3 separate regions of the Mus musculus genome follow, and all the other regions are linked to region 3. The links are chromatin loops, found by intact Hi-C in ENCODE. Cell type or tissue: heart. All regions are shown on one strand. Links, peaks and the distances in the headings refer to the core of each region. The heading gives the core; the rest is flanking DNA.

Region 1 (8,011 bases), core at 1,592-6,591, 47 kb before region 3:
AGGCCATGCCTGGCTGTGCGACCTTGTCCTTTCTCTTTCCTGTTCTTGCAGAGGCGAGGCAGACTGTGGTGTGTTTCAGCCAGCACAGGCAGCTTCCTGCACCTCTTCCCAAGCCTATGTGATGGAAGTAATGACACCATGGAAATCAATGGCTGCTACAAACCTGTTTTCTCCCATGATGCCTTGCTAGCCAGTGACCAAACCCTGTGGCCGCCTTATGCTAACAACTGTGTTTCCCAGAGGCACGGGGATGGAAAGGTTAGCACCTGACCTTCATAGAATACTAGCTGCCCTTTGCACACCTCCTGCAAGAAAGCTGCAATCCTGCTTGTCCTGTGTGTGTTTTCCAAGTTCAACAGAGCCCAGTTGAGCCTGGAATCTTGAGCAGCTTCAAAGTAAATATTATCGTTCTGAGCCTTTGTGCTCCTCGTGGCCATTAGTGCTGCCAGCACATTCGGATGGGCAAGTCTCTTTTAGGGCTCTTTCCCAGCACTACAAAGCCCTGGGCCTCAGAACATTGGTACTGCTAGCTCAGGTTGGTTTTTTGTTTTTTGTTTTTTTTGTTTGTTTGTTTTTTTTTGAGGCCTGCTACATGAATGTTTACAGCTATGGGATCCTCAAGTTTCCAAAGCTAAGGGATTGGGATATGATTTTTTTGATGGGGTAGAGAAGTGGGGAATCTCACCTTACTAGGTAATTACTGTCAACCCTAGAGATTATATCAGACTGAAGTCATAATATGCTTATGTCTATGTGCTTAGCTGAAAATCATAATAATCATGGAGAGCAATTATTGGTACAGTCAATTTATTGCACTATAAATTAGGCTCTGAATTCATAAACATTCTCTTTCCCTCCTTTCAGTCTCACCAAACACAAATGCACACAGGCATAATAAATGTATAATACTTATTCTGCTAGGTATGGGCATAACAGCAGTAGGGCAACATTAAATAAACAACAATGCGCAAACAAACTATCCTAGCTGACTGTGAATAATCAAGGTTAGCAATACCATAATTTGACACTAAAAATACTTTGGGTGAACAATTTCTGTGACCAAACAGAACCATTTTATAGTTATCAAGGAGGCAAATTTAATGGTCACATACAGGTACAAGGCATAAGAATACAGTCACCAAAATTCCCGGGGAGCAAAGATCAGCAACTTCACTGTGGACTCTCTGCCAAGTCATTGACAGTTCCTAGCGTTATGGCTGGTTTGAGATGGCAGTCTGAGAGTTACATGTGACCTTGATGCAAGCTGAGGGTTCTCTGAACAATGGCAAGGTCATGAATACAGTAAGAGAGTGGGCTGCATGCACTATAAGCATTTTTGGATCCAGTACAGGGATTGGTTTATCTAATTGTCCTATCTGGGGACAGTATAGGAAGAGAGCCATTTCCTGAAACCTGACAAGTAGAAAAGGAAAGAAAAGATATATGACTTCTTGGGGATGAGAGTCTGCCCCAGGCTGTTGTCATCAGGTGAATGCTGAAGTGCTGTGGATGAGCAATACCCTGGTGGGAATATGAGTTGATTGTTTACCCCATCAGCTTGTCTTGGTGTTGGCTGCCTCATCTTGGGGGCCCTGGGGAATCAGACTCAGATTACAAATTTCCCTATACTTGGACATAAGGTCCCATTCTGACTCACAGGGCTTTTTACCAGGTCAGTCTTTTGCTGGAGGTTGAAAGGTTGCTCACGGGTGGGGGGGGGGCAGGGGGGCTGTCAGTTTGCTTTCATCTCAACTTCAGCACAGGTCATACGGCACTCTGGGAGGGATGCCAAGGGAAGCTGGTATGTGTGTGCACTGGGATATTTCAGTCATCAAATATTGTGTGAAATAAGTTGGCCATTAGCCAGAGATTGATCTTGTTAGTTAAACAGAAAACTTGGTAGTGCCAATATTAGACGTGATGACATTTGTTCTTGAGGCTGGTTGCCCTGCCTTGCATTTATTTTGTATGCCCATCCCAATTAGCACTGAAATGTGACTGTGAGTGTGACTGTCAGCATCCAAAGACTTGGCAACCTCTAGGCAGACTCTAAGGCCTCTGATGTGTAATTCCATGAAGCGCATATTTTTATCTCATAGCTTCTGAAGCTGATACATGGCAATGAGTCACTTTTGCTAGTGAGCGAGCCTAGCTGACTGCCTGCCATCCACATTTAGAAGTGACCTTATTGCTCTGTTTGTCCTTACAAGTACAGTGAATTCCCTACAGAAGAGGACCTGGTAAAGAGTACTGGAAATGGAGAAGAAGAAAAAAATCAGAGGAAAATGAATGACTTCAAAAAAAATTCAAAGATTAGTATTTAGTTAGCTAGTTAATTAGTTAGTTGAGACAAGGTCTCATCATGCAACCCAGATTACACTCAAATTTACAATCCTCCTGTCTCAGCCTTCTAAGTGCTGGGATTACAGACCTATACCACTAGATTTTTTTTTCAATACATTAAACCACCAAAGTACCTAAGTCAGTGGTAGCTTGAATCTATGATGTGAATGAGTTCTCCATATGCTTTATACAAAAATAAGAACAGGAAATTATCAACAGTGTGTAAGTGTTCTAGCCAGTGTGAAAATTGGCTTTATTATGGCATTTATGTAACCATTAAGGTTTGGAAGCGGGTCACTAAAAATACACAGGTATATGTTCTTGCACTGTGGGGTGAAAATTATAAGTTAGCACTGTGTTTGTAAATTTGGGACTTTTAAGGTTTCAAAACATGTTCTTAAAGAATGACAAGGTACCATTGTCCACGTTTGTTTGATGGTACTCAATGGTTTCTAAAGTGCTTTCATGGTCTCAAGGGACATCGCTGGCAGTGGTTGGAGACAAAGAGAAGGACAACAGGTCAGTCAGACCTGCATCTCCAGTGTATGTTGGCTCTGCCATTTTTCCATGTTGCCTCAAGTCAATCCCTTTGTCCTTCTCAGCTGTCTTCTCCATGAGCCTAAGACTATTACTTCTGAGCTTCACTTTGCAGACTGGGGGCCAAAACCACTTCTGTGAGAAAGTGTTGAGAGGCATAGTAGGGGCTTCCTTCAGACTTAACTTATTCATTCACTTCGGAAATATTATTGAACTCTTCTTGTGCTACGATTAGCACACCAAGTGGGCTCAAATCACTATGTCTCCCCACATAGGTATCCCAGGGCCTGGGAGGCTAAGGTAAAAGGACTGAGAGTTAGAGGCTAGCCTGAGCAACTTGTTGAGTTCCATGCCGGCCTAGGCCCACACAATGAGACTCTTGTCTTAAAACAAAACAAAATAAAGCCTAGGAACAGATACAGTCTAGGGAATAAATGATCTCTGCATGCAACTCTGTGATGCCTACACTTAAGCTCCAACTGTACCAAGCAAGCTTAGACAAACTAGAGACACACAACTTCTAATTCTGTCCTGGTTCTTATCTTCTGCGCTCAAAAAGAAGCTGACAGCAGTAACTGAGCCAGCCAGCCCCCTTTAACAAAATTTTCCATTGAGTCTCACAAAGCTCTGTTTTTCCCCAAGGTACAGCCCCAGATTCTGGTCTGGGAAGAGGGGGGAAAGACGTAATTGCCGCTGGATGCTTACAAAAATAAACAAAGGGATAAGAGAAGAGGGATTGGGGGTGCAAGCATGTAACTAGATGGGGATGACACATTATTTAACCTAATTACCTGCAAAGCCACATCTAGCCATTAAGGATCTATATCCTGTAATAGAATTTCCTGCCTTGGAAATACTCACCCACGCACAGGATGTTGAAGCAGAAGCCCTGGCTGACTGACTTATTCACCAGCTGGTCAGGCAAGCTGTCGAACCCCACATGTCCAGCCAGGGGGACAGTTCGACAATCTTCGCCCTAATTTGGAGAGGGAGGGAGGGAGGGAAGGGAGAAAATGAAAACGTGCTTAAAAGCCATTTGGACTTCTATCCTGTGCCAGAAAGTAACAGCCACAAAGGACTAATGTGTCATCTCTTTCCTCAGCCACCCCTCCCCAACCTGCAACACATATACCTAAAGAGCAAAATGGTCCATCAGCTTGGAAATTATGGATGCTTGGGTACAGCACTCAATACGTTCAGTAATAAATACCACTTGTTGTCCTAGACAGAATCAACTATGTGGGCAGTTGATCCCCCTCATCCAAACTTGGATGAGATCTCAATTCAATCACTCAGAGGCTGGGGAGCTTCTCTGAGACTCAGTTCCCTTCCACATCTGTCACAGGAGACAACAGGATGTATTTCAGAGGTGATAGGGGGACAGCAATGTTTATAAATATCTATGGTAATGCTATATATTTAATTAATGTGTGAACATATATTCAATGAACATTCTAAAGTCCTTAGAAGGCAGTGAACCTTCTCTCTAGGACACTTTGGAGACCTACAAATGTGGCGCAGCAGAGAGGTTGAGCTTACAGGCTTGGGCAGGCAAGAGGGCTCAGAGGGTACAAGTGCCTGCTGCCAAGCCTGATGACTTTAGTTCAAAACCTGGGATTCGCACGGTAGGAGAATCAACTCCCACAAGTTGTCCTCTGATCTCCACACTCATGAGACACCAGTTCCCCCCACCCCCACTAAACAGACAGACGGACAGACAGACAGACAGACAGACAAATAACTCAATGTAAAAATGGTTTGAAAGTGCAGAATTTTTGAATCAGGCAGATCTGAGTCAGAGGCCAACTTTTGCAGCTCAAGCTTTAACAAGTTAAGTTCTCAGTGTCCCATTACAAAACCACGAGTAAGTAGTGAATGTGCAGACTCCACAGGACAATACTCCTCACACACAGAGCATATTGCCTGGCATGTGGAAAGCATTCAAACAGTAGCTGTCCTTATCACTGCACTGTGAGGTTATCTTTGGACCCTAAAAACTGGCCCACCATGCAGTAAAACACTTGTAGCTCCCTCTAGCTTGGAAGGAGCTTTCTCCAGCTTTCTACTGGTTCCCTTGACTTCACAGGGGTCAGCCAAGCCACTCCCAGCCCTGGAAAGCATAGGGCCTAAGCTTCTTATAGTTAATGGTTTTATAAAATGAGGAGAGTCTCAAACTCAGGCAGACTTCCAAGGGACCAAAAGGAAAGGATGAAATGGGCCTGCATGTACTCATAAACTATGCTTACTGCCAATGGTCACAGCCGAGGGTGGGGTGTCAGGAGAAGGGTGGAGAATGGAAGCTGGAGGCAGACGAGCTTCACAAGAATGATGGGCTATGGAAATAGGCAGAGATTCTGTGGGGTGAGGCTGCACGAAACTTTCCGTAACCACCAGGATGCCTAAAGCAACCCAAAAGGCCATGGTTTGTGCCAGGAGGGACCATACCAGCATCCCAGGCTGTGCCAGCAGGCAGCTCCTATGCTGACTGGACCTGCTGTTAGGCTAGGTGTCACACCAAAAGGGATGTGATGTGATGGTGGAGCAGCCACTCAACCTCTTCACCGTGTGTGTGTGTGTGTGTGTGTGTGTGTGTGTGTGTGTGTGTAAGGGGGGGGGGTGTCCCTGCTCCATCAGTGCCATTGGATCCTCCAAGAGCTTGTGCTGGTGACTACCATCTGGAACATTCATTCCCCTCTGACATCTTTCCATACAAACTCCCAACAGAGCACACTTGACAGACTGCCATATGCTATCACTGAGTTAGGTTGATGATGTCTTCCTTGTTCACCCAAAGACGAGGGATCCACATTACCTTATCCTATACCCACTTCACCCCCTTCCACTTCCCTTACCCTATTTCCCATCTTTTCTTTTTTGCTTAAAGCAAACAGTAAGCTGGAAGTTTACCACTGTTGGTTCTCAGCCTTTCTGCAAAGCACCGAAGAGACTTCAGAGCCAATATGCTCTCTCCAGGGAGCCTCCTACGTAGCAGGCCTCAAAATTGGGACAGATTCAGAGTTGAGGTTTCCTGAGCCATATTTTATCATCTCCTCCTGCCTCCAAATTCAGCGCTATGAAAGTTTAAGTGCTCCGAAGTCCAAGGAATTCTCAAACTAAAGATAGCAGGTAGTAGGAAGAGCGCCTTACCTTAAAAACTCACGCCACTGTGAAAGACTTACCAAATATAGGGCCTAGGATGCAGTTCTGTTGGGAGAATGCTTGTCTAACATGCATAAAGCCCTAGGTTCAATCCCCAACACCACATAACTGGGGCATGGTAATTACATGCTACTAAGCTCTATGGCTAAGCTATGCTCCCAATCTCGGCTCTCCCCTTTTGAGTCTCAAGTCAGGTTAGTTGACTTTAACCAGCATTTTTTCTCAAAATGTGTACATGTCTGTCACCTTGTCACTTCAACACCACTGGAGACATATCCTGCCCCTACTCTCTTGTTCTTTCATCCAGTCAAGTATTGTGTAGGTAGAAAGAGCTTTTCAATTCCTGCATGTGGGGTTCAGAAGGTTAACCTCTGTGGTTAAGAGGACTTAACTGTTCTTACAGAGGTTAAGTTCTTAGCACTCAACATGGTGGCTCACAACTATTCCTAATTCCAGTTCTAGGGAACTGTCACCTTCTTCCGGCCTCGGAGGGCACCAGGCATGCACATTGTATGTATCCATCCATACATGCAGGCAAAACACCCACCATATAAAACAAATCTAAAAATAAATATTTTTTAACTATTACATGGTTCATGGTACTCCCTACTCAAAACACCCCAAACTCCTCAAGCCCATTGTTGTGAAATAAAGTCTTTACTCTTCCTTTTGCTCTTTGGGGCTCTTTAAACTGCTGTGGGTGATAACAATAGGCATGTGATAGGTGATTGGTAAATCTTCATTTTGAGGAAGCGTCTTATGTAGCTCACTTGTCTCAGACTTAAGATATTGCAAAGAATGCTCTTACACTATCAGTCGTTCTGCCTCTACCTCACAGTACCCAGATGAGGCCTGTGCTATCACACCCAGCAGAAAGTATTAGACACCAGAAATTATATTTTCATTCCCCCAAGATGATTAACATGTCTATATATTTCCTGCCAGTCAGCACACCTTTCTTTAACAAAATAGGGATACTATAATCTGCTCCTTTCCACACTCTGACTTAATACCCTGACACTTAGTACAGATGTTTTCCTGAGTACTTAAGTATACTTCTAAATCATTTCCTTAGAACATTGTCTCTTAAAAGGCCTATATTATTTTTGAAGGTGTGCACTCGTATCATCTGAGTATAGGTATGTGCACATGAGTGCAGGTGCCTGTAAAGACAAGAGAAGGCATTGAGTCCCTTGGACCTGAAGCTACAGCAGTTGTGAGCCACCTGATATGGGTATTGAGAATCAACTGAAGATCCCCAGGAAGAGTGGTATGAGCTTTTAGCCACTGAGCCATCTCTCTAGACCCCAAATCGTTATGTTTATTGGCCATACAACAAACCCATGCAGGAATCTGCCACCTCTTCCTAACTGCTGAATATTTAGTATCTCCAAGTTTTCTACATAAACATAACAAACAAATAGTCTTCTTGCAGGGTTGCAAATGTTTCTATTTCCTAAAATTGAAGACTATTGGACCAAAGTGTTCACATATTCTTTTATATACATGCATTTATGTACATATGTATGTATGTATGTATATGTGTGTGTATGTGTATTGTGTATATTTATGGTGGCATGCATGCCACAGTGCATATGTAGACATCATAAAACAATCTACAAGAGTTCATTCTTTCCTTCTATGTGGACCTTGGGGGCCAAACTCAAGTTGTCAAGTCCGACAACAAAACAGGTGTCTTTACCCATTGAGCAATCTTGCCAGATCAAAAGGTTTACAGATTTTATACACAGATTCATCACTTAACATGGCCTAGAGGGCCATACCAATGTGTGTTTCCATCACTATTATGCGTGTGTGTCTGTGTATCCATGAAGTTTCATGGACTTGTATCTACTGTGAACTGACTCATTGGGAAATGGTATCACATTCTTTAATTTGAATTTTATTAGTGATAGTAAACATTAAAAATGTCAACTGTGTATGGGTATTGTGTATGTAAATTATCTAGTCA
Region 2 (8,011 bases), core at 1,592-6,591, 110 kb before region 3:
TACCACAGAGGCACTTGAGGAATGTTTACTAATGGATCCAAAGCAATAATCTTGAACCTACAATTAGGCTAAAGCTGGCTAACCTGAGCACCAAAGTCATTAGGAGCAGTAATGAAGTAGAAAACATTGGTGTGTGTGTGTGTGTGTGTGTGTGTGTGTGTGTTTTGAAAATCCAAAGAGGAATATGAGAAGGGAGGGGGGAAATTCTCAAGGGAGGGGCAAAGGAAGGAAGAAAAAGAACAGGAAATGGAGTAAGTATGACTTGAAAGGCGAAGGAAGAGGACTTGAGGAGGAAAAGAACCAACAGGAGAAAAATGTGTGTGTGTGTGTGTGTGTGTGTGTGTGTGTGTGTGAAAGATGGTTACGGGTGGGGGACAAATAAGAACAAAGTAGAGGGGCTGGAGAGATGGCTCGGTGGTTAAAAGCACTGACTGCTCTTCCAGAGGTCCTGATTTCAATCCCCAGCATCCACATGGTGGCTCACAGCCATCTATAATGGGATATGATGCCCTCTTCTGGTGTGTCTGAGAACAGGTGCAGTGTACTCACATACATAAAATAAATAAATAAATCTTTTTTAAAAAAAGAAGTTTTACATATATGTATGCATGTATATGTATATATATATATATGTATATATATGATAACAAAGTGTAATGACTTGGATTCATGAAAATGTCGTAATGAAGCCCATTACTCCGTATGCTAAGTTTGAAAGTTAATAAAATAATTAAATCCCAAATTAACTGTCCCTGACATTTATTATATAAAGTCATAAATCCTCAGTGATGCTAGGTAGATAAAGGAGATGGAAGAAAAGCCTTGTGCTTCTTGTGCAGTCACTGTGCACTTCCTAGCAGCAGTGAACGGAGAGCTGAAATTGAAAGTTGTTTTGTCAGATCCATTCAGGCAAAAGCTATCAGCAGATGCTAAATCTGGGAGGGTTTTGACAAGGAGCAAGGTGTATTTGGGGACTTCTAGTTTCTCCACATAGGGTTTTAGTAGCAAGTTTGTTGATGGAAGAGGAAATGAACAAGCCTAGCAATTATGTAGTGGAGGAATGAAGTAGCGCCTTGACCCAAAATGAAATGAATTGCTGAGTTATTGTGCGCGCACGCGCGCGCGCGTGTGTGTGTGTGTGTGTGTGTGTGTGTGTGTGTGCCATGGTGCATTTATGAGAGTCAGAAGAGCACTCTGACTTGGTTTGCTCCTTGCTACCTTGTAAGATCTGAGACTCGAACTCAGGTTGTTAGGACTATGTACAAGCAGTTCTGATGGATGAGCTATCTTGACAGCCCACATCTTGGATCCTAAATCAAAAACAAAAAGCAGGACCTTAAAAAGATCAGTGTTGGGGGTGGAAAGATGGCACAGAGGTTAAGTAACGCATACCATTCTCTGAGAGAATCAGAGTTCAATTCCAAGCACACTTAAGCCTACTCTAACTCCAGTTCCAAGGGCTCAAACACCCTCTTCTGACCTCCATGGGCACTGTATACACACACACACACACACACACACACACACACACACACACAATTTTAAAATAAAATATTAGAAAAAATATGTCATAAAAAGAAAAGAAATTCTGTTCCCAATTAAAGATTTAGAAGACAAGGCAAAATGTATGACTTTAGACTAAATCCTACATTTAAGGGAAATTATGTAAAGAAAATTATTCGGTAGATGAAAGTGGTTTAATAATGAGATGAGTCAGTTACCAAAGTTGACAATTGTGGTTTGTACTGGCTAGTTTTGTGTCAACTTGACACAGCTGGAGTTATCACAGAGAAAGGAGCTTCAGTTGGGGAAATGCCTCCATGAGATTCAACTCTAAGGCATTTTTTCAATTAGTGATCAAGACACCTTGTGGGTGGGACCATGCCTGGGCTGGTAGTCTTGGTTCTATAAGAGAGCAGGCTGAGCAAGCCAGGGGAAGCAAGCCAGTAAAGAACATCACTCGTGGCCTCTGCATCAGCTCCTGCTTCCTCACCTGCTTGAGTTCCAGTCCTGACTTCCTTGGTGATGAACAGCAATGTGGAAGTGTAAGCTGAATAAACCCTTTCCTCCCCAACTTGCTTCTTGGTCATGATGTTTGTGCAGGAATAGAAACCCTAAGACATGGTTATAGAAGAGAATGTCCTTATTACCCATAATGTAAGTTAGTATAGAACATTACACAGTGGCCAAGGCTGCCCTTGAACTCCTGATCCTTTTGTCTCCATCTCCTCAGTGTTGTATTACAGGACTGTGCCACCACATCTGGTTCTATTTTGTGCAGAGGATTGAACCCAAGGCTGTAAGTGCCTGGCAAGAATTCTACCCACTGAACTACATCCCTTCCCTATTAGGGCAAGGACATTCTAAAGCCCATGCCAAGAAGGCAAGCAGTAATGCAAAATGGAGATGGTTCTCAGTGGGAGGTATCCAAACCCAAGCACCCCATTTAGTAAATGCACAGGGTTTTAAAAACGATTTATTTTAAATCATGTATATGTGTATCTGTCCGCGTGTGGGTATGTGCTTGTGAATTCTGCAGCTTCAGAGGCCAGAAGAGGGAGAGAGAATCAACGGAGCTGGAGGTGCAGGGGCAGTTGTGAAACCCCCCCCCCCAAGCCTGTGTGCTAGAAACCCCATCCTCTGCAAGAACAGCAAGTGGGTTTAACCTACAGAGCATCTCTTCAGTTCTATCCACGGATTTTTATTTTTATTTTGTTTTGTTTTTCGAGACAGGGTTTCTCTGTGTAGCCCTGGCTGTCCTGGAACTCACTCTGTAGACCAGGCTGGCCTAGAACTCAGAAATCCGCCTGCCTCTGCCTCCCGAGTGCTGGGATTAAAGGCGTGCACCATCACCGCCCGGCCCACGGATTTTTAAAGTATTTATTTAGCGAGTTTGTGCCCACATGACGCACTTGACTTAAACTCAGAGGACATCTTGCGTGAGTCCATCTCTGCTTCTACCACGTGAGTTCCAGGGATCAAACCCAGGCCACCAGGCTTGGCGGCAGGTACTTTTTCCTGCTGAGCCAGCTTGCTGACCCTAATGGCCCCATACTTTTTGTTTGTTGTTTTCAGTTAGCTCTGTGAAGGATTTGCTGGTATTCTTTTCTCAAGAAGCCCCACCCCCAACCCGCCGGGTTTACTGAGACAGGATCTGGATGTATAACCCAGGTTGGTATTGGACTTACTGTGTTTGGTTAGAGAAGACATCCTCTTCCCGATGCTTTCTGGATGCTGAGATTATAGGAATTTGACACCTGGTTTAAGATTTTATTGCTTTTACCACTGGAAACAGAACCCCAGTGCTTTGAACTCAGCATTTGACTTTCTTTTTTTCTTTCTTTTTCTTTTCTTTTTTCTTTTCTTTCTTTTTATTTATTTATTTATTTATTTATTTTTTGGTGTGTGTGGGGGCTGGGGGCTTGAGATGAAGTGCGTGTAGGGGTGAAGTGCTGGAGCACGTGTTGGGAGGTCAGAGAGCAACTTGCAAGGAATCAGTTCTCGCGTTCCCCCATGTGGGTCCTGGGGATCGAACTCAAATAGTTGGGCTTGGCGGTAGGCGACTTACTGTATTACCAGGCCGCCTGTGGTTTTCTTAACACAACACAACTTTCCCGCTATTCCAACAGATTATGGATCCTGTGTTTTCCAACACCTTCTCAGTATCAGTGTTCACCAACGTCGTAAGTATAGTCTCACTCTGCTGCCCCCTAGTGTGTGAGCTGCGTAGAGGTTGGTCAATTTTATTTGCTCTGGTATCCAAGCAGAGGCTTCTAGGTTTCCTTTCTTCATCATTTGGTCTTCAGGCAAATGAAGCTGAGGGAAGCAAGCCCCAATTCACTCACAAGCAGATTTCTGAAAACTGACCACTCTCCCTTTTACCTATTGCAATGCCCGGGAGGATTGGAGGCATCCCTGAGTGACCCAAGGCTTGGTATCTACAGAATGCCTTTCAACTAGTGAAATTGGGAAAATGTTCACAGCACAGGAGTAAATAAGAGCTGTTTTTGTTTTTGTTCTGTGGAATGCCATTTTCTGTCTTTACCCTCCTTCTACTGTCGAACACTAGTTCAACCAGTGCTAGTTAAAGGGAAAGCTGAGGACTTCCTGCTAATACCACCCAGTCCCATGGGAATGTCAGGGACAGGAGGAAGAAAGGCACGGGGAAGGGACATGCCAGTCCACTGAGGAAGACTTAGTAGGCTCCTGGCAGCTCTCTGAGCCTCCCAATTTATCCACTTGGGAGGTGGCCACCCATTCCTAAAGCAAATTGCCGTGACCCATGCCACCAACTGATGGGAGCAGATCATGGAGCCACTGAGCATTTCTTTGAATTTTATTGAAAATTGACATGGACATTAGAAAGATAATGAGCTAAACAGTGCTGGTTCCGGGATGTATCTTCTGGAGAATGGAAGCCCCGGAGGAGCAGTGACTGATCACACCTTTGAGCAAAAAGAACCACAGAGAAGAAAGGAAAAACAAACGGAGATTCTGGAAAACATGCAAAGAGGCTCTCTCAAGAGACGAGACAGCAGAATGTTGGTGTCTGTGGTGTGGACAGATAGGAATGAGCACATTCACATGGTATTCAGAGAGTAAGGAAAGCCAATGATTTCAAGGCAGATGTACCGCCATCAAAGCTCTCCTTCAAGATACCAAGTTGAATAGAAACCTCTTGCGAAACCTGCAAAGCCCCTTGGAAGTTTGTGTGGAGAAACTTTGTTCTCAACTAAGCTTAAGTTCCCCCCGCCCTCATGTCTTTCTCCAGCTGAATGGTAATTGTTCCATTTCTCCCCACCTTGCTGGGGTCTGCAGAAAGTCTGTGAATGCTGAAGGTGCAAATGCCACTCAACTTTCTCTTCCATATTCAAAATCAGCTTAATAGTGTCTGAAGACAGTCAACCCACTGAACCAGAGAATCGTTTTAAGAAAAACAACGTAACACTCAAAACCTGGTGAACAGCACTTCCACACCACAGCTGAGGTCTGCCACAGTCACTTAACAACACCTGGGTGAGTGGTCCTGTTGTTGTCTCTCTGAGGTTACATTTGGTCCATTTCCAGCTCTGATGATTCTTTTCCTGCCTTGTGAGTTTGGGACAAGACAATTCCATGTGAAACACCATGTAAGTCAGAAGAGAGCTTCTTGCCTGGACACAGGGACACATGTACACTTGTTGAGTGTGGTGTATATGTGCGCAGTTGCAGGGGAGGGGGATTGGTTGGTTTCTTGCTTGAGACAGTATGGAGCCCTAACTAACTCTTCTATAATGGCAGTCTTCTCCTTTAGACTTAGTACAGCTGCTGAAGACAAGGTTAAAAAAAGCTGGAGAGAGAGAGAAAGAGAGAGAAAACACGAAATTAGCCAAGGAGAAAGGACATTCAAAGTGACATGCAAGGGGGGTGGACAGTGGAAGGTAGTACAGATTAACTGCTGAGAAGACAGGAACAGGTCACGATGGGCCATCAGCACAGGAAATCTATAGAGAAGGTTTGAAGAACACCACACACACGTTTAATTGCATCTTGCTTTAATTTAAAAATAAGCACATATTAACAGCCAAACGTGAATGCCAAATGATTTTTAAAAAATCCAAACCAGGTGGAGAAAGCAGACTTCTTGGCTTAAGAGAAATGGGGTGTGTGTGTGTGTTTCAGGAAGCCATTCCATTCCAGTCTGGAAAAGCACAGACCATTTCTCTAATGAGTGTTTTTTGTTTTGCCAGAAGTAAACAGGGAACTTAGAGTAATTTTTTAAAAAAATAGTAACAATTGTACTAATTAAAGACTTTCAAGTGAAGACAGACAAAAGTTTGTCTCATTTACAGTGAGAACTTCTCAATGAAATTTAGCATCATCTTTTAATAGGTACCATTGCTTTTTATATCTACCTGAGTTCCCTGATTACACAGTGCACCAGTGAAATGTACACTGGCCTGGTCCTGGTTCAGACTTACAGGATCTGATTTTCTGTTTTGACTTACAGACTTACAGCTAACTGATCATCCAGCATCATGGCAGCTGGCCTGGAGCTTTCTCTTCACCTGTGCCTACCCACCCTATCCTATTTTTCTACATAAAAACCCTCAAGAGTCATCTAACACTGGTTTCTCTGAACATAAAAAAAAAAGAAAAAAATCTTGTCTCCAGAAAAAACCATAAATACTTGGGTTGCTTGGTGAAAAGGATTAGGAACCCAGAGACAGGAAATTGGAAATTTTGCTTGCCAAGGAATAGCGCTGGGACCTTGGATGAGTCCCTTCGTTTCTCTACGTGTCACTATCCTCCTATAGCATGGGGTGGGGTATATCAGCCATGCTGATCAAAAAGCTCCTCACTTTATATACAGTTTTTGCTTGCTTTTAGAGGGTTGTGTAGCTCAAATACTTGTGAAGTATTCTGAAATCCTCCAGGCTCAAGTAGGGAGTGTATATACAGATGCAAATGAAAGGCCTCGTTTAAAAATACAAGTACTTTTTAAGGAAGGTGGTACTTTCAGGCTGGCAGGCAGTCTGGGAAGGTGGATTAACCCCCCTAAGGCAGCTGGGTGTGGTGGTGTTTGCCTTTAATGCCAGTGCAAAATACCAGCAGGCAAATCTCTGTGAATTTCAGGCCAGCCTGGTCTGTTTTGTGATTTCAAGGCTAGCCAGGGCTACATAGTAAGAACTTGTTTTTTTAAAAACAAACAGAACTCCATGGGTACAAATAAGGGGCCTTTCTCTAGGAGACCCAGACAGCCTTCACTCAGTAGCCTGGCTCTCCTGATTACTGAGTGTATCTGAGATACTTGGAGATTTTGCTTTAGGGCTTTCTGTTCCCGAGGTGGCTGGCTTCATTTTGTTTCGCCTCTAGGCATAGGGTTTCCTGCAATTCTCCACTTCCAGTTGGTTTTTCTGAAGGACTAGCTCAGGCTTTCACTTTGTCACCTGGTCCTTGCCTCTGGCCATTGGCCAGTACAGATCAAAACCGCCTTCTCTCTTTGCCAACAAGAAAAGAGAAAGTGCGCACATTGTCTTGCTTGCTTTAACAAGTTCTGCTTTGGGCTTAGTCTTAGGTTCAAGTTATTAACTATGATTGTAGACAATGGCCCCTGCCCTTTTGTAACAGTTCAGAAGGCCTGCAAATTTATTTATTGCATTTTTTTAGAGGTAGTGATCATACAGCCACCTTTATAACAAGATAAAAGAAGTCAGGGTCCATGCCAGTGGGACTGGGAGGCAGAAGCAAGTTGCAGAACTCAAAAACAAAAACAAAAACAAAATGCTTGAAGTACCAGAGCAGGGGTGGAGGGCCCAGCTGTCTGGCACCATATTTTTTAAAAAAAGTTGTCAGTTAAAATAAGAACCTTCGCTTAAAAGGCTAAGTGGAGTCCAGTCCAGCTGTAGCGGGCCATACTATTCAATACACAGCCATGGGTTACTGCAAAGGAAGGGCAGAGAGACGCCATATTAGCCACAGATCATTGCCAGGTCGCCTCTAGCTGTTGCTCTGTCACTAGCCAAACGCCAAAAGCCATACTCTGCCTCCTGGCCCTGACGGTGGAAGGCTCTGTACTTCAAAGGGTTTCCAAAAGCCACAATCAGGCGGGACCCATTATAAAACTTAAAACTACCATATTTTTAAAAATATCAAATCCTTAGACCAAAGTAAATGACCTTTCAAGTGACAATGCCTCTTTTCTTCCCTCTTTCAAGTGTCACTTGTGCAAATGCAGGTTCACCCTACCATTACATTCATCAGGGAGACTAGAACACTAGACAACCCCACGCCTGGATTCTTTGATCAGCTACTTGGATTATTATTATTCTTGCTATTCCACTTCATTGGGATGGCAAGAATTGACCAATGGCATGCTGAAACCCCCAAGGAGAATTTTAGAAGCCTATGAATCAAGACTCTAGGCTGGTGATAACATTCCAGTTTATTTTCCCTTCTGTATCTGTGGGGGTCCCTAGAATTAGAGAGGGGGAATATACACTATCTGTTCCAGCAATTGTGTTTTGTATAG
Region 3 (8,011 bases), core at 1,100-6,099:
GTACAGTTTTTAAAAGTGAGAAAAAGATACGATGCCTCAGTGGTTAAGAGCACTGGCTGCTCTTCCAAGGTCCTGAATTCAATTCTCAGCAACCACATGGTGGCTCACAACTGTCTATAAGGGGATTTGATGCCCTCTACTGGCAGGCAGGTGAACATGCAGCAGAACACTCGTAAGTTAAATAAATAAATAATTAGATAGATAAATAGATAAATAAATAATTTTTTTAAAAAAAGTTTAGAAAGAATATTAAATATTTTCACCATAAATAAATGATAGACATTTGAGATGGGCTTGTTTATCCTGATTTAAACATTACACAAAGTGGGTGTGGTAGCACATACCTTGGGAGGATGAGACAGGAGAACAGTAAATTCGAGGCCTGCCTGGGCTACATGGCTAAACAGTGTCTCAAAAACCACAAAACAAGGGCTAGAGAGAGGACTTCATGCTCAGGAGCACTTGTTGCTTTGACAGAGGGCCTGGATCAATTAACAGCACAACTCACAACCATCCACAGCTCCAGGTCTTAGGGATCTGAGCACCCTCTTCTGACCCCTGAGGGTGCCAGGCACAAACATGATGCATATACATACAGGCAGGCAAAACACTCATACACAACATAAATAAATCTTTAAAAAAAACACAAAAAAAATTTGGGTTAACACTATTTATAGATGTGCTTCTCGGTCTATTTCAGTACTTAGGTTCACTAGCTATCATAGAATAGAAGTGATAACTCAAAAAAATTGCACAGCCAGGCAGTGGTAGCACACACCTTTAACTCCAGCACTTGGGATGAGAGCCTCACTACATAGTGAACTCCTGGACGGCCAGGGCTATGTAGAACCATGGTTCTCAACCTTCCTAATGCTGAGACCCTTTAATACAGTTCCTCATGTTGCAGGGACCCCCAGCCATAAGATTATTTTCATTGCTACTTCATGTTGTGGTGATCCCCTTCAATCATAAAATTATTTTCCTTGTTCCTTCACAACTGTAATTTTGCTACTGATATGACTCATAATGCAAATATGTGATATGCAGGATATCTAAAAGGTCATTCAACCCTCCAAAGGATATACAGACCCTTTGTCTCATAAAAGCAAAAAGTCATAATGAAATTATTATGTGTAATTAATATATGCTAATAAAATATGAATGGGTTAATAAAAGTGCATGGCATACCACTGATATATAGACTTGTTTGTTTGTTGACACAATGTAACTAGCTCCAGCTGTTGTGAAACTTGCTTTGTAAACCAGGTTAGCCTCAAACTCACAGAGATCTGCCTACCTCTGCCTCCCGAGTACTGGGATGAAAAATGTCCTCCACCACACGTGGTTTTGTAATTTTAATGTCTCTATGTATCAATTAAAGATAAATTTGAATTTTTAAAAATGGGAAGCTGAATCAGAAGGATTTCCATGAGTCTAAGGCCAGTCTAAGTTGCAGAATGAGATGCTGCCAGAGAGAGAAACGGGGGAGGACTGAAAAATAACTATCAAGTTTGGCGCATGGGGGGGGGCATTCATTCCCCGTTGGTTGTTGATTATAGCTAGGCTGGACTAGGTGGAGGCAGAAGTGATCCGGGAATGATGGAGGCAGTAAGTTCAGGAGACCTACACAGGAGGAAAAGGCAGTGGCTGGAACAGGCGCCATGAGCTCCAGGGCTGGGATGGTTCTCTGCATGAGAGTCCCCCAGGATATGAAGTAGGCTGGCCAGCAAAGCTTGTACTTTTCCTCACCGAGAGCTCAATTTTTGTTTTGGTTTTTTGTTTGTTTGTTTGTTTGTTTTTCTCATCTTTTGAGATGGGGTTTTTCTGTCCTGAAACTTGCTCTGTAGACCTGGCTGGCCTTGAACTCCACCTGCCTCTCTGCCTCCCAAGTGCTGGAATTTTAGCACCACCAGGTTAACTGGAGCTCAATTTAAATCCTATCTCTGCTAGATAGCATGGCGGTTAGAACTCACAGACTTGATTGTTACAGCTTGGCTTGGCTTGCTTTAGGGACAGAGGAGGATCATGTACTTCAGGCTGACGTCAAGTTCACTATTGAAGCCCAGTCTTGTGCTGAACTTCTTCCTTATCCCCCCCTTCTTCCTTCCCTCTCTTCCTTTTCTTTCTCTTTCTCCTTTTTTTTTTTTTTTTTTTTTTTGTCTGCTGGAGATAGAGCCCAGGATCTTGAGCACATGTCCTATCTCTAAGTATACCCCCATCTGTGTCTCGGCTCTCATTTAACCACATCCTTGCCCCATGGCTTTTTGTTCTGTCAAATGGGTACACTAGGAGTACCTATGGTATAGGATCATTGTAGGAAGTAAGATATGCCACACAAAGTGCTTACAGCAATAAGTGCCTGGTGTACATTAAGTGCTTGCTGGCTATTGGATGCTGTTGTTGAAAAAAAATGTGGCCTTGGGTATGGCATGAAGGAGAAATTTCTGGTTTCTTTGAAAGCTCAGTTATGTCACGTGATGTTTTCCTGGACGCTGTCCTATGAGAGGATGTTTTGTCAAAGCAGCCACTTGAGAGGGCATATGATGCTTTGCTGGAGCAGACCCTTGAGCGGGTGTGTGATGTTTAGAAAGAATATAAATATAAGCCCCGCAGACAGTGAGAGGACACTCTTGCATTGCTATGCCATGCAACCCTTGGCTGGTCTTTGATATCCGTGCAATACTTTGCTGGTCTTTGCTGGTCTTCACTTTGTAGACAAAAACACACCAAAGAACCTTTCCTGGTATTCCAGCTGATTCTTGCTGCTTCCACTGACCAGTGCAGATTCATCAGATCCTAGTGCTCTCTGCTGGATCGTGTCACCACTGCTGATTCATGTTTGGTGTTTGCTATTAGAGTGGACTGCTGATGCCCTGACAACAAAGATTGGAATTGCCCCCAAAGAACTACTTCTAAACAGGTCCATAATCCCCTTGTCCTATTAACCATCTTTCTCTGTTACCTTTGGTTAGTGGACTAAAATGGAGGTCAAAGTGTTTAAGAACCCTTATTAAAGTAGGTTTTAACAAATCTGAGCCTACAATGCCATCTACATTCTCACCTCTCATTTCACCTCTCATTTAACCTTTAGTCATTCTTTGCTTGATCATGTTTATGACTCAAGGTCTCTGGGACTTAACAAGTATTCAGTACCAGATCATTATTATCATAATAATATTTGGTTATGAATATGAGAATTTACCCATTATTTTATCTTTATTACATTTTGATTGATTGATTTATTGATTGTGTGTGTGTGGATGGGTGTGTGGGTGTGTGTGTCTGTGTGTGTCTGTGTCTATGCCATGGTGCAAAGGTAAAGAACATAGAACGGCATGCAGATGTCATTTTCTTTTTCCACCATGAGCATCATAGGAATTGAACTCACATCGTCAGGCTTGGTGGCAAGTGCCCTTAACTACTGACATCTTGACAGCCTCACCTATTATTTTAATCATTCAGATTCACTGTCAAGACAGCTATACAAAGCTATACTTGTTTACTAGGGAAGCAAGTATCCCTGTCCTAGTTTATGGATGAAAGAATTAGGGGTCAAATAGGTCATAACTGAACCAAGAACATATAGTTAATAGTTGAGCTGAGGTTTAAACTATACTCCTGTTTCCATACGTTGACCTTGGGGTGGGTGTTAGCCAATTATTTAAAGATCTGCTGGTTGATCCCCATTTGCTGCAATGGTTAAGATGCCCTCTTTACTAGCTTTCAACGCAAGGCCTCTTAGCTTTCCTGAGTAGGGAGTTTTGCTGCCCCCTTGTGGCCAAACCATGCACCTGCCTCTGGGTTCCCATTCGTTAAAGAACAAAATAACATCTTTGTTGTTATCTTCAGAAAAAGTGTTCCCTAAATTCCATTTTTTGGGGCCACATGGATATATTATGTGTGGTGTTAGGTGGTAGGGGTGACATCTGTGAGTACAAACAAAGCTGGTGATGGGAATGGATGGGCACCAGGTATGTTATTTTCTGCAGGGTCCTCCTGACCAGGTAGCATTTGACCAGGACAGAACAAAGTGAGGAAGTGAATCTCACAAAAGAGTGGAGAATATCATGGAAGGGAAAGTGCAGGTACAAAGGCCCTGAGACAGTTCCTGCTTCGGCTTCCTGAGTGTTGGGCTCATAGTCGTGTGCATGCCTAGCTGGGTCGTGGTTTTTAAAGAGGGGAAATAGGGTTATGGCTCTTGGTCAGTGATAGTGCACTTGCCTAGCACAAGGGAGAGCTTGGCTGCGATTCCCACTAGAGAGAGGAAGGGGAGAACAGCAGTGTTCTGTGGGTAGGAGGGGAGGCAGAAACCAGAAAAGAAGGGACATTCCTTTGAGTGAACTTGAACACTTCAGCGAATTAATAGTGACTGTTATCTGTTCCCGAAAAATTAAATCTGCAATTTGGAACTTAGCTGAAATGCTGCCACCCTGTACCAGCTGCTGTCCACCTAACCAAACGGATGTTCTCAGGTAGCTTCTGAAGCAAGAGAGGGGTCATCTTCATTGTCTAGTTTTCAGACAGGAAAATGGATGCTCCCACAGTTGATGAATGGCGACCCTGGACTCCAAATTCAAGGTCCCGCCCCACTGCACCACAGCCACCCATTCCAGCCATATTTTAACACCCAAGGAGAGGAGGAAATCGGGGTCTCCCCTGGGGAGCAGGGGCTGTGCTTCAGCACTAGTGGTCAAGGCAAGTCCTTGGCAGCTCCCTTCCATAGTGACTGCAGAGCTGGCCAGCTGGCAGCCAGCTATGCTCTTGGAGAAACCCCACTTGGAGCCAAGTATTCCATGAGGGATTCCACGGGACACTGGGGTGGACAAGCTGCCGGCTGATGCCCCAGAGAACAGAGGTTGTTATCCCCGCACCATTCTCTGAGCCAAACTGCTGCCATCTTCAGAAGACCAGCTATATGTGTTTGCAAAAGAACATCACAGCCGGACTTGAGGTCATGGGCCCCTCACTTGAGTGTCCAACCAGCTGTATGCATGTGGCCTTGGGGGCGGGGGAGTCTCAGGGAGGTGCTAAAGGATATAGGCTGAATTGGACTAGGAGCAGGAAGCTCTCTGTAAGCAGCCATGGGGGGAGTCATCATCCCTGCTGGGTGCAGACCTTCCAGCGAGGCTGTTTTAGGCTCACCCTCATGCTCTTGTCCATAACCCCTCACCCACGTTCTATGAGTGAGCCAAATAGACCCATTGGTTCCTAAAGAGAAATTTTGTGGAATGGAACTTTAGTTTGCCGTTGGAATCTTAGAAGGAAGGAGAAAAGAGGTAGAGCTTGCCTAGCTGTTTCTCCTACTGGGAGAAAATTCTAAAGACAGTGGTGCCGGGAGAGACAGCATCCACTGGCAAGGGCTGCCCTGAAAAGAATTAGGACTGTCTGTCCAGGTGCTGGCAGAGTAGACAAACGCAGAGGGTGGAGCATGGCCAAGCACAGCAGCTGTCTGCTTGAACCTCTGTCAGGGTGGCAGCTAAAGCTTCTGATGGAGACTAGTGGGGCTGAGTGGCAGGAATGGGTAGGAGGGCAAGCTAAGATCTAAAGAAACTACAATACTATGACCGTGAGCTGATTGGAGACATGTCATTTAAAAACACTTGGGGTGAGTAGGAAAGAATTGGGGGATGGGATTAGGAAGATAGGTTTGATCAAAACACATGTTGTGATGGTGTGTATATGCTCAGCCCTGGGAGTGGCACTATTAGAAGGTGTGGCCCTGTGGAGTAGGTGTGTCACTGTAGGCATGTGCTTTAAGATCTCATCCTAGCTGCCTGGAAGTCAGTATTCTGCTAGCAGCCCTCAGAAGAAGATGGAGAACTTTCAGCTCTGCCTGCACCATGCCTGCCTGGATGATGCCATGCTGGTGCCATGCCTTGATGATAATGGACTGAACCTCTGGCCCTATAAGCCAGCTCCAATTAAATGTTGTCCTTTATAAGACTTGCCTTGGTCATGGTGTCTGTTCACAGCAGTAAAACCCGAACTGAGACAGAAGTGGGTGTATAAAATTCTAAAACCATGAAAGAACAACTTTGGGGCTGGGGAGATGGCTCAGTGGTTAAGAACATGGGCTTGCTCTTCTAGATCTGAGATCAGTTCCCAGAACCCATAACAGATGGCTCACAACTTCCTGTAGTTCCAGATCTAGGGGGTTTTGATACCCTCTTCTGGCTTCCATGGGCATCCACACACATGTGGTGTAGTCTTACAGATGCACACATGCACATAAATAATTTTTTTAAAAATCAGATAACTATTTTAAAAAAAAATAAGGTCTTTGTGTAGGTCAAAGACAGAAATAGTGGGTGCACAATTTATTTGCAGAATTTACAGAAACACAGTGTAGAATCTTCTACCCTAAGGGTTACAGGAGCCCTTAGAAGTGACCCTCTGTGATGGTTCATATTATCAACTTGACAGAGTCTAGAATCACCTAGGAGCCAAGCCTCTCTGGGCATGTTATAATGGAGGATCTAGATTAGGTTAGCTGAGATGGGGACACACACCCTCATTTTGTTCAACAACTCTTGGCCCCTGGACTGAATAAAAAGAGAAAGGGACCGAACACCGCCAGCACTCTTCTTTCAGATTCCTGACTGTGGGCACAATGTGACCAGCTGCCACAAGCTCCTGTTGTCTTGCCTTTCCTGTCATGGAGGCCTGTACCATCAAACTGTGAGACAACTTAGCCGTTTTTTGAGCTGCTTCTGTCACATGTTTGTCATAGCAACAAAACAAATCCTTCATACGTGTTCCAACAATCTTCTGTGTACAGGAATTCCTCCCTGAAGCTTCCAAGAAAATTCTAGTCCAGCAGCTACTTGAATATCTCCAGGGAGATGAACCTACCGTTTCCATAGCAGCCACTTGCTTCAGAAAACTTATGCTATAGGTTGGACATAAAATAGCCCTGGGGACTGAAGAGATGGCTCAGCAGCTAAGTACATTTGCTGCTCTTTCAGAGGACCAGCATTTGGTTCCTAACACCCACATCAGGAGACTCAACCTCCTGTAGCTCTAACACTATCAGATCCAAGGTCTTCCTCTGGCCTTCACAGGAATACACAAGTAAAGAAAAACAAAATAAAATACGGGTTAGGGAGCTGGCTTGGTGACTGAGTGTTTGCTACTCTTGCAGAGGGCTATCATTTAATCCCTAGCTCCTATATTAGGTAGTTCCAGGGGATCTAACACCCTCTTCTGTCTTCTGTGGGAACCCCCACACACGTGTATACATACTTATACACAAAACAGAATAACTGGCCCATGGAAAGATGACCAGGGTGGATAGGTGGGGACAGAGTGGGAGGACTGTAGTGACCATGGGCCAAGTATGACCTTAAACTTCAGAATTTCCTGACTTTACCTCCAAAATTCTGGGCTCATAAGCAAGAGCCACCATGCCTGACTTTACCATGAATGTTTTGTCTCACTTTAGGCACAAATCCATGAGGCCAAGAGACCATAAACTGAATCCTCTGTGAGGCAGACAAGCATAGGGAATAGCTTAGCAGCCAAGGACTCTACTTGTTTTGGGTTATGCGCACCCTCACTTTTAATAATGTACTTGATGGTCTAGTTCCTTTACCTGTCTATATGATGCATATACACTCATCTCCAAACAATTCACCTAGCAACTACAAGTATACTTGCTCCAGCCTACATGTGCACACTCTCTGAACAACAGAACATGTTTCTCCTTCCCTAGCAACAATCAAACATAATTTCTGTTCAAATATATCCCCCAATATGTCTGGATACAAAGAGTGAAAAGTTGATATGGCCTGAACTGGTTTTCAGTGCATGTGCAATAAGGCTGAACTATGCCCTCAAGTGAACTTTTATGGGGAATCCCCTGTTTACCATCTGTGCCCATGCATAAGGGTATGTATATATTAAAATCAGATGCTTTATGGCAAGGGACAAGCTCAATAGAGAAATCTACCAACCAGAATAGAGAATCACCAAGACTGTGACTCTTACTAGCCAGCTCCTCCTGCCCATGAAC

The links. Hi-C counts contacts between places; a loop is a spot of excess contacts. Peaks named below come from ENCODE experiments on the same cell type or tissue, not always from the same donor. Only the 100,000 strongest peaks of a DNase experiment are listed, where the experiment ranks them.
Region 1: a loop joins it to region 3, with 2.5 times the contacts of the local background. A loop is called at or near these places in 4 of 42 quality-filtered maps.
Region 2: a loop joins it to region 3, with 3.0 times the contacts of the local background. A loop is called at or near these places in 14 of 42 quality-filtered maps.

The regions. Positions count from the first base shown.
Region 1 is chrX:36,971,322-36,979,332 of GRCm38, forward strand. It overlaps Septin6 (septin 6), which reads right to left. Exons shown (of 10, transcript NM_019942.5): 2 at 3,742-3,856. Among named protein-coding and RNA genes, the nearest start is that of Septin6, 14 kb to the right of the region's middle. In heart, for the core only: no CTCF peak of the experiment used is centred there; a DNase peak (open chromatin) is centred at 3,770.
Region 2 is chrX:36,907,926-36,915,936 of GRCm38, forward strand. Septin6 (septin 6) reads right to left here. Exons shown (of 10, transcript NM_019942.5): 10 at 3,347-5,329. The coding sequence ends at 5,320. It overlaps Gm15008 (predicted gene 15008), which reads left to right and starts at 2,909. Exons shown (of 4, transcript NR_045917.1): 1 at 2,909-2,964; 2 at 3,076-3,171; 3 at 3,630-3,683; 4 at 3,807-4,060. In heart, for the core only: a CTCF peak has its summit at 3,713 (motif pointing left); no DNase peak of the experiment used is centred there.
Region 3 is chrX:37,019,122-37,027,132 of GRCm38, forward strand. No RefSeq gene overlaps it. Among named protein-coding and RNA genes, the nearest start is that of Sowahd, 26 kb to the right of the region's middle. In heart, for the core only: a CTCF peak has its summit at 3,779 (motif pointing left); a DNase peak (open chromatin) is centred at 4,740; H3K27me3 peaks cover 598 bases.